Linked DNA regions of Homo sapiens: region 1 is linked to region 2. Evidence: read pairs that join two places in POLR2A ChIA-PET (ENCODE). Cell type or tissue: Caco-2. All regions are shown on one strand. Each heading gives the region's core, and the rest is flanking DNA. Links, peaks and the distances in the headings are about the cores only.

Region 1 (5,466 bases), core at 158-5,157, 120 kb after region 2:
GAAAGCTGTGCCCTATCAAGATTATTTTGCTAGCATCATGAGGGACTCCTAGAGGTGAAGAGGATGGTGGGAAACAGGCTGCTAAGCAGCTGCTGAGATGGTCCAGGGAAGAGATAAAGGAAGCCTGGGCCAGACGACGCACTGGGGATGAAGAGGAGGGGTCAAGCCTACATGATATTTAGAAGGGAGCACGGGCAGAAGCTAATGCTTGGTGCACTCTGTCTAATAACCAGGTCACCACTTTCTGACCCATCCAGAGTTAACTAATGAGCTGTGGTCTAAGCTCAATTTTTTCTAACATATGTCAAGAACAGTCTACTCTTTGGTAATAAATGGAAAATGATACTTTTAACTGAATTTTAAAAGAACAGTGCCAATAAAGGTATGGAATATTATCCAAGAAGCAACAGACCTTAGGTTGGAATAGTTTAAACAAAGGGTACTCAGAAGCAGTGCATCAACCTATGCTAATGGTATTCCCATAAATTTCCTATTTAACTAGAGAGCAAGGAAATTACCTAGACCAGCAGCGTCAGATTAAAAAATCATGCCAGCCATGTATGTAATTTTAAATTTTCTAGCAGCTAGAAACAAGTGTAGTTAACTTCAATAACACAGTCCACATAGCCTAATATATCCAAAAATATTATCTTAATATTTTTATATTTATCAATAGAAAACTTACAATATTTATCAATATAAAACTTACTAATGAGATATTTCATCCTTTTTTTCTAATAAGCTTCAAAATTCAGTTTATTTTAGACTTACAGCACCATATCCATTTGGATCAGGCACTGTTTCAAGGGCTGTTTCACTGTTTCAAGTGCTCAACAGCCACCTGTGGCTCAGGGCTACCACACTGGACAGCACAGACCTAGAAAACCTTGAAGGATTCCTTTGAACAAAGTACTTATTTAAGAGTTTTCATTGGTACTCACCTTGAGGTAGTTACCTAATGCAGCTGAACATCTGGAGTGAGAGATTTAAAAAGCTAATCTAATCACATCTGTTGTCATGCTTACAACCCTGTAATACCTTTACATTTTCCTTAAGATAAAGACTAAAGAGTTAGAGATCCCTCCCGCATAAAAATGAAAAGTCTGTTATATCGTGTTATGGAAGACTGAACTAATATCTTTATATCTTCTCTCTGTAATAGAGATACAAAGTTCTTTCTTAAAGCAGCATGTCTCTACTACCTACACTGTCAAACTGATCATTTACAGAATGCACCAACCCCAGAGCTGAGCCAGCTCAAAAAAACCTTCAGCCAACAAGGGTTGTTTTGAACCTCGGCCTAGCAGCACCCAGTATGGCAGTGAGGAGCATGGGCTTGCAGCCCACCTACCGGTTTAAATCCAGTCTTTATCAATTAACAATGGTCAGATCTTGCTTGGCAAGTTGTATAACCTCTCTCTGCTTCCATTTCCTCACTGTAGAAAGTGTAAAGATGGTACTATTTCATAGGATTATAACAAGGATTAAATGAGGAAATACTAAAAGTCAGTTTGCACATAGTCTGTTGCCAGTAATTCCTAGCCATATATTTTCATGGACTTCTCTAGTCCTCCAGAAATGTCAGGATCACATTTCTCAATAATCTCAAAGAGGTTTGTAGGCAGCACTTCACAATGCATAGAGCGCAACTGACCTGCGTTCACATCCCAGTTTTTTGACACCTACCACGTAGTACAAGTGTGCAAGTTACTTAACCTGTCTAAAGCCTCTGTTTTCTCATATGCTAAATAGAAATAACAATAAAATTACATCCACTGCACAACAATATAGTGAGGATTAAATGAGACAACAGAAATAGCAGGGAATCTGACTCTTAGAAAATATAGTTCCTGCCGTCTCCTGAGTACTGTTAGCATTACCCCTTTCCCTCTCCATCAGAGCCTGTTGCTTTCGACATATTAGTTTGGGGATGAGTTAGGAGATATCGCTTCGAGTGCGGTTAAGACAAATGGAAACAATTATGATAGTACTGTTTACAAGTTCCATGGGCATTTGTTATATTACCAAATATTTACCATGTCCTTTATCATCACTAAAATCCATCCTGCAAAAGCCATAGCAAGCCATCTCAGCAACTGACTCCAAGGACTACTCTATGAAAAGGATGGTGATTTCCTTCCATGATGATACATTCTCACAAGGTTAGAGGATGTCCCCTGAATATCCCCAACTTCCTTTAAAAGACTACAAAGCATTTGTCATTTGTGGGTGAGTCATCCATGGTGTACTGGAAAGGGCTGGTCAGAAGACAAGGTTTGGGTCTCTGTCCTGGCAATCAACCAGCTATGATTTTGGGGAAGTTGCTTGACCTCTGTGGGTCTCAGAGAGCACATCTGCTTCTTGGCATCGTGTTGTGAAGAACACATTTATATAATGTATACTGAAAGCCATGGTCTGATTTCTAAAGAGCTCTGCAAATCAATGTAAGGCAAGGATTTGTCTAAAGTTGACGTCCACACTTTTATGTTTTGGTAGTATATTTCAGGAATTTGCTCTGAGATATAGAAGGGGGCTCTTGTTTTATGTCACCTGTGTCATCTTCCCCCTAGTTCCAAAGTCAGTAACTGGAGATCCAGACCTCTGACTGTGAGAGCAGGAATGGGATGAGGCAAAGGCGAGAAGCCTGGGGCCAGGGTGACTCACAGCTGTGGAATCCATTAAGGGTGAAAGGCTCTCTGCATTCCTCCTCCATGTCAAGTCTCTGGGTTAGCAAGGTACAGATGACGGAGGAAACAGGCCTATTTCTTTGCAGACTAAATATTATTCATCTATGCATAACATGTGTGTGTGTGTGTGTGTGTGCGTGTGTGTGTGCATGTGTGTGTGTGTGAGTATATGCCTCCAAATATGAAGGCGAAGATCTAAGCAAATTATTCTTCTGTTAAACTATATAAAACCAGAAACTGACTTGATGCAGTTGTCTTCTTTTCCACTGCCTTGGAGTTTGGCAAATTGAACCCCACAAATCCTTAGATACGGTAAAAATTTTCAATAAAAAATGTTAAGTGAGAAGAACTCTTAGATGAGCCATGGAAATTCTCCAACACTGTGAGACCCTGAGATTGTGGTGTTATTGAGTGGGGCATGGGGATGTGCAGGTTGTGTGACAAGTTTGATGATGCCTAAAAATATTTTTAATGGTAAAAACCTAAAGCAAATAAAGCCTGCATGATATGCTTACGTATATAGCTACCTAATCTTCTGAGTTGCACTTTCGTTAAATGGATGCCAGGATTATTATAGAACAAAAGGAAAGGACCTCAGAGGGAACATTCCAAATACCTTGTACTTGGATTTTCTCACAGCTGTAGTTATTAAAACTCTATTAAACCAGCTGCTAATAATTTTCAAATGGTCCATTAGTTCTACCAATGACCTTGGGCCACCACCAATTTTAGACCTAGTCTTCATGTCTTAATCAACAGCCTCAAATGGAATCCCCTGCTCTTTCAATAGAGAAATACATTTAAAAGAAAGATTGTTGATTGCATAGGTTATTTGTCATTAGGGAATTTGTATAATATGGAATTTAACCTAAGAACCCCAATCCTCCTGAAAGGAAAATGGTTCTTCTGAGATTTCTCTCTCTAAAGCAAGGTGAAAGCTAAACATTATTATTATTATTTTCCTTGTTTAACAGAATAGAATGCATGGATGGGTCTCTCAGGACTCTTGGGAAAAAACTCTCTTGAATATGCTTGATCAACAATGGGAACCCATCCAGAGGGGGGAACAAAAAGCCAGGAAAACATACTCTAAGCTACTTCAGATAAATATCAAGAAACGTCACCTTTTCTATAATCAAGGGTGTGGAGAGGGGAAGAACTTGCAAAAGTGATTTCACGTTCAGATGTGATTTATTAATGGTACTAATGATAATTCAAAGAGAAATCAACACCATGAAAACAAGAATGCCAAGACTAAAAGGAATGTCCTTTTCTTAGGCTTGGAACCAAAAATATTTTTCTCTCTCGTGACCATCTTAACTTCAAAAGCAGAAGCAAGGAATGTCAATCCGTATGGAGCTCCTCTGGCCACTTACTATGTTTCCATTCTTTCCACAGAGAAGGGGAGAGGCAGCCTATTGTATGTCTCCGCCAACAAGATGAGAAAAAAAAATCACTTGTTTTTAAACTTTCAGAGGACACAGATAACTCAGGGGGAAAACAAAGAAAACGCAGACATGAATAAAAATTATTTTGGAATTAAATATTAGATTTTAAAAATCAAGAAAGTCTAAGAATTCAAGACATGTTCAGAATTCCTAATGGCAAAAAGCATGAGCTTCAAGGTTTGTGTACCAGGGAAATGCATTTTTCTTTTTTGTCTCTTGTTGTTATTTATTCAGTACTTTTGTTCCAGGAAGAACTCTTCTTCATTACTGTAAATATACCAAACAATCTCCCATTTCCTAGAAATCAATCATCTCCTTTTTCAGCCGGTGTATTTTCTGTTCCACCTCTGACTTTTTTACTAAATTAGCTAAAAATCTCCTTGATTTCCTGTACTAGCCATACGATTTTTCCAAAAAAGAAAAAGACTATCTTATTCTTTACTCAACCAGAAAGGTACAAAGAAAACCATCAGATTTTAAGGATGCCATTTAGTCTTCAAGAATAAAAGTGAGAAAGTTGCTTGGGTCATCTCTTTGTTCACTATTGCTGGCAAGATTCCAGGCAAGAGTATGTGGTAATCTCATGATAATTGAACAACATAGTCTACTATGCACTCCCTACGATGCAATATTGTTTCATGTCACAGCATGATGCGAGTGACATGAGCCTTAGAGCAGAGGACAAAGGCAGGGAATGACCTCCAAAATTCCATATCAGAGCATATGCCCTCTGACCCTAGGTACATTTGGCTAACCTGAGACATTTACCCATATTACGAAGGTAAGCCTAAGTGCATCATCATTGTTGAGTGGGGACAAGCTTCAAATGTTTCTCACTACAAATGGAGTTGAGCCTAACTACATCATCCAAGTGTAAAACCATGTTTGTGGACACAGAGAAAGAACTGCAGGTGTGTGGATATGATATTTGATTAAGTGGCTTCAAGTGCTAGATTTTTGTATGCCCAAAAAGGACTCCAGAAGGAAATGAAGGAATTCTCCCGACAATGTTTAATTAACTCCAAACCAAGAGACCAGAAGATCACCAGTGTTCCCGGAAGGGGCACTGCATGTGTTGCCGGGTTGACTGAAATTCTTGAGGTCCACACACACAAATGATTGTGGAACATAGGCTGACAACAGAATTGAAGAGTGAGGCCATACACAGCTCAGTCAAGGCCACGAAATTCTCACATATAGTTTTTATTGCCAAAAGAGCTAAATGCCACCACTAGATTTTACAAACTTTTAGGCAGAATATATACAATGATGTATGCCTAGTCTAAGAATCCTGTGGGTATGTTAACTGGATGGCAGCCGGAAAGTAAGGT
Region 2 (5,466 bases), core at 248-5,247:
AATAAGGATAGTTGCAAGGAAAAAACATATAGTAATTTTTGTTAAACTTAGGACTAAAAGACTCAACGAATGTATGTGAGTAACCAATTTCTTTTATGCCTCTCTAAGTCAAATATGTTCTTTTGGATGGACAGAAAAAACACATTTACTATCAAGACCATGTTTCCCAAGGGTTGCCACTATCAATGCAGAGGTACAGTCAAAGCCTCACACCAGGAAGCTAATGGGTCCAGCAAGCCCCAAGCATCTCCAGTGGAAGGCACGTCTCCAAATGTTGCATATCTATGCTCACCATTCATGAGCTGTCAGAAGACACATCTCACGTCTGTCCTGTTTCTTGCTATAGCTAGCACCAAATATTTGCTCAGAAATCTTGGTTAAGTGCATGAGCAATGCGGTGGGATCAGCATCCTTTACCTTCTAAAGAACAGAGTTTCTTTCTCTACCAGTTCCTGACTATGGTGGAGGCTGCTTGGTCACGTGCTCTTCCTAAGCACACTGGAAGCTCACACACTTCCCAGTCCCTTTGTGGACAGGTGGAACAATGTGACCAGATCCAGCCCATAAAAAGAGGCTGAAAGTGATGTGTGCTACTTCCTGGATCAGGCATTTGAGTGGGTGAAACACTTCCAAGCTCTCAGCGTTGACCTTGAGATTCATGTGTTGAGATGACAGCATCACCAGATGGAGCAACCCAGACTCCCGAGTCAACAGGTCTAGGACACCTCACAGACATTCACAGGGAATGTGTGTAAGAATCAAATCTCTATGGTGTTAAGCCAGAGATTTCAGGATTTGCCTTGTTGCACCCCCTACCATGACTTATATAGCAATAAATTCCATTTCTTTTACATAAACAAAGTGAGAATATGGATTAGACATGAACTCAGTAAAAGCACTGTTCATAAAATATTTCATGGAGACCATGAGAGAACAGCTGTATCGCAGTGAAGTCCATTAAGTCACTTTCTCTCCTTTCTGAAAACATACAGGATAAACTTCTCAACCTGCAGTCCTTAGAAAAGGTTGAGTATCTCTTGAGTATTCGAATATAAAATGTACTCAGAATGCGATCTTATTGATTGATAGGGATGGGGAGGAGGAAGGGTTAGAACCAAGTTTTTAGAATGAACACTGAACAAATGATTCAGGAACCATACTTCTAACACTGGTAGAGGCAGATAGTGTAACTCAGCTTTGAGTTAATAATTAATGCTGTTGGTTTTAATTTACTTTTCTTCTAGGTTTCAGGACTATTAATTTTTCCATTGATTTATAACAGGGTAGCTCAAAGAATAAGTTAATGGTGATAATTATGGCTGCAGGATGTTCAGTAAGATAGTTTGTGGCGCAGGCTTTCATAAGCAAGGACGGCAACATTGAAATAGATCCTGTGCAGTGGGTGTGACTTGGCAGTTAGCTTAAAATGACTGTGCTTGTGGATTCAGGGTCCCAGATGATGTTTAATCACGGGTGCTTCCTCCTTCTGAAGTTCACACATCACTTTGATTCACATTTTTGATGGAAAATATTCCTTCCCTAAAACTCCCTCAGTTGGTGATGAATACCTGATGCAGAAATATTAACATTTGAAAATCCCAGCTCAACCTCAACCTCACCTCAGCTTTACCTTTGCTTTCCATACCTGTGTAGATTCAATGACTTAAAATATCTCGTGTACAAGCATTGAAAGGTAGTGCTATAATATTTCTAGATTTCATATCTGTAGTCATATCTGTAAATGATTTACAACAGATGCACATAGACACATGTGAAAAAAATTCTTTATTAATTTCTCACATTTCATTACAAAATGTATGTTGCAAACAACTTGAATAACCTACTTGTGGTTTTTTTTGTTTTTGTTTTGTTTTTAAACCCTTGGCTTCAAGGACTCAGGGTCTCCCTATCTCTTATGAAGTATTGGGAAACACTGATTACTGGAGTCAATAGGTTATCATTTTGCTATTTATTTTCTTCTCTCAAGCTCTGAAAAAAATGTCCTCTGTATAAATTAAACAACAACAAAAAATGTTGTAAATTCTATGTCATTACAGTCAACAGAATTATAATAATGCATCCAAAATGTGCGGCCACAAAATATCAGGTATATGTTTGAAAAAGAAAAAAATGACATTCTAGCCTTGTTAAAAGGATAATGGTCCCATATTTTTATTAACAGGTTAGCAAAACAAAATCCAATGGATTACAATATTTACATGTTATTTGAAAAATAAAGTAGTGATAAAAGCATGTCACAATTATTTTCTTTTTTTTTTTCCTTTTTCTTTCTTTTTTTGTTTGTTTTTTGGTAACCATTACAAACACCCAATCCAGGTATGGAACTGTTTAATACATTTGAAATGAGGCCAATTAAAAACAAATATAGACACAAAATGAATCTTTGTCTGGATAGTTCACACTTTCCCCATTTTCTGGTTTCCACATGATGGCCCCCATCCCTTAAAAAAATTAAATTAAAACAAACATCCTACAAATAAAAATTCTTAACAGTAAGAAAATAAAAGAAGAACATGCTTTTCAAGTAAGCACTTATTCCACAAATGCAACATCTTTCCATGGATTTTATTTGAAGCTGTGTGGGACACTGTCATCTCAGCAATTCCCCTTCCCTTTCTTCCCTCCCACCCTCCCACAACCCTTCCAAGTAAAAAAAAAAAAAAAAAAACATGAAAACCAAAGGATTCACACGTGCACACATGCACACACACACTCATACACGCACACACACATCCAAGCACACACACACACGGGCTTCTAAAACCTAGGCTTCAAGAAAAGTTCTTTTCTATTTTTTGGAACGAAACCCTTTGTTCACAATCAGAACATATTATAAATGTAGGCTTAGATTTAGTCTAAGCTGCTCCCTCCTGAAAAAGCTGATATGGGGGACAGAGCAGCTGGCAGCTAGATTTAAAAAAAAAAAAAAAAAAAAAAAAAGAAAGAAAGAAAGTAGTTCTCCAGGCTCCTTGTAGGATATGTTATTTCTTGTCCACTCTCACGAAAGGGATGGGATTCTAGTACATCCCCTCGTCCCCTAAATAAATGAAAACCCCCAACAAAACACAATGCCAGCAGAAACAAAACACAGATTTTAAAATCACACACAAAAGCCAGCCAATCCTAACAGAAATTATTTATGAGACGGATAATGCGTGAATTTGACAGGCAACAAAAGGGTGAGGAGGACCTCCTCGTCTGGCCCACAAGCTGCATAGCTGTGCCGAAAGTTTGGTTCTTTAGTTAAATTAAAAAAAAAAAAAAAAAAAAAAAAGAAAGTTAACTTCTTTGTTATTTCCATGTTTAAAATAAAAACATTCCTATTCACAAAAAACTAAATCTCCCTTGCCCCGAAATTAAAACAACAATAACAACACACACACGAAAAACAATTCATATGAAAAACTGAATTGTGCTGTGTTTGTAACACTCAAATTGATAGAAAATAAACATGTGGCAAACAAAACTCCACAATCACCTTAAAATTAGCTCACATGAATCTACCAAATTCTAAATTATAGTTGAACACTAATAAACAGCTTACCTGGAATAAAGGATGACAATTCACAAACAGTTATCTAATAATTAAAGTCTGTTTCTTTTTTTTGTTTTGTTTTTTACTAAAATAATTAAAAAAATCACAGTATTTTAAGAAATAAAACCCACATGGGGATTTTAAGCACAATTTGTGTTCCTTTCTTTAAAACTCTTTTTTTTTCTCCATTCACCATCTTGCCCAGCAGTTCTCTCTACATTTAACCACAACGACGACAGGTAGTACTGACAAATGCAGAGAGTTCCCTTGGTTAAGTTTGAGGTACTAGGAAACAGGTGACTGTTTTATGCAAAGCAGTTTTTTTTTTTTTGTTTTCTGTTTTTTGTTTTTTGTTTTTTTTTCCCAAAGCGGCTGCAGTTAGGTCTTGAAAAAGCTTAAGGTATTAAAACTAGAAAAACGCACCAAAAGTTGTGCGTCAAAAAGTTGCTCCCCAATGAGAAGTCTTCTACCGTCATGGAGCTTCTGTTTCCACATACTGTCCAAGACCACCACAGGGTGCACCGTACCATTGGGAGGTGCTTCCATATTCCGCAACAAATGAAACTTCCATGATGAAGATCCGGAAGAAAAGATGTAGTGATGGAAAAGGAGCCACATATTCCAACCATTTAAATAACTTTAATTTACATACTCACTCACACAGGTACCAGTGCTTTGAAAATAGATTGTTCAGTCCTAAAAAGCAGCTTTGTTCTGTCTTCTCTTTTCTGTCCCTCCCTTCTCAGCCCAAGCCAGCCCTCCCACTTTTTCATCACTGTTCAAGTAAGGTTTGATTAAGAATTTCACCAAACGCTCATTCTTTTTTGGCCTCTGCATTCTCCAGGAGAGATTTGTCGGCAGTTACTACACAGATGGCTACTGTTTCATTCTTTAGGGAAAAGTCTATCCCAATGGCCTCGTCATCTTCCTTTTCCTCTATGGAGGGCATTTTAACACTGTTCTCCATGATCTCTTTTGGGTGGATTTCTTCTCTGCTCACCTGCTTGGTGTCATTCAATGCCCTGGAAAAACATTTATCGAAGAGACAGATGAGTATAGTATATATATTTCTCTTTTTAAACAAAAAAATAATAAAAACCCTCGAGTGTCTTTATTTTCCTGATCCTCAAAAAGCCTTGGGGTTTCCTTTGAACAAATGCCATGGGTGTATGACAAAATACCAAGTGATGCATCCCTGCTATGTTTTGCTTAAGTCATATATTTCTGTATCTTAAAGATTTGAACTTACAGAAGTATCCATTATTATACTATATATTGATTATCCCATGTTTTCTTTCTAGATAAGCATAATCATTTTATGTCACTTTCTCTACTGGGTCATAAGTGGTAACAGCAAGAATTGTCTTATGCTCAGAGTCATCGGCTGAACCCAGAAGCTTGGAGATTGGTTATATTTATGAAGTCTAAAAGAGTAACTCAGGTACTAAAGATTTATTTGTCAGGTCCCGAAACAAATCACGAAAACAAACTAAAAACAAAAACCTGAAGATGGAACCCATGTCTCGGGAAGCTTGGTTATATTCTCTGAGGTCTAGACCCTTGAGGCTTCAGGGACCAAGCTTCAGGCTTCCTATCACCACACAAGCCATGTTTCCTCCTGAAAAGACCACATCCTAGGTTCTCTCTGCATCTGGTGGACTAACGTGCCTTGTTGAGGGGCTGATTTTATGTTCAGGGATCTCATAAGTATTTTACAAGTATGCTCTCACCTACCTGGGAGGCAGGCAGAAGCTGGCTCTGTCCCCGAGGCAGTACATGGGAATGTTCAGGGCCACTCAGGGAATGATCAGTCAGAGAGGCAGGAACAGAAGCCAGATCTTTTGACCTCGATTCACGTTCTATTATAGAATGTCACGCTAATGAAGACTAAAGGGATATTGGCTGGAGAA

Evidence for each region. ChIA-PET counts read pairs that join two places held together with the same protein. Peaks named below come from ENCODE experiments on the same cell type or tissue, not always from the same donor. Only the 100,000 strongest peaks of a DNase experiment are listed, where the experiment ranks them.
Region 1: POLR2A ChIA-PET joins it to region 2 with 6 read pairs; 2 of 35 experiments call an interaction of 5 or more read pairs at or near these places.

Annotation. Positions count from the first base shown.
Region 1 is chr9:106,890,062-106,895,527 of GRCh38, reverse strand. All of the region lies in intron 1 of ZNF462 (zinc finger protein 462), which reads right to left. Among named protein-coding and RNA genes, the nearest start is that of ZNF462, 30 kb to the right of the region's middle. RefSeq lists an enhancer at 2,503-3,002. In Caco-2, for the core only: no CTCF peak of the experiment used is centred there; a DNase peak (open chromatin) is centred at 2,657.
Region 2 is chr9:107,009,935-107,015,400 of GRCh38, reverse strand. ZNF462 (zinc finger protein 462) reads right to left here. Exons shown (of 13, transcript NM_021224.6): 13 at 1,767-4,578. The coding sequence ends at 4,371. The region is part of intron 4 of LOC340512 (a long non-coding RNA gene); the gene reads left to right. Among named protein-coding and RNA genes, the nearest start is that of ZNF462, 150 kb to the right of the region's middle. In Caco-2, for the core only: no CTCF peak of the experiment used is centred there; no DNase peak of the experiment used is centred there.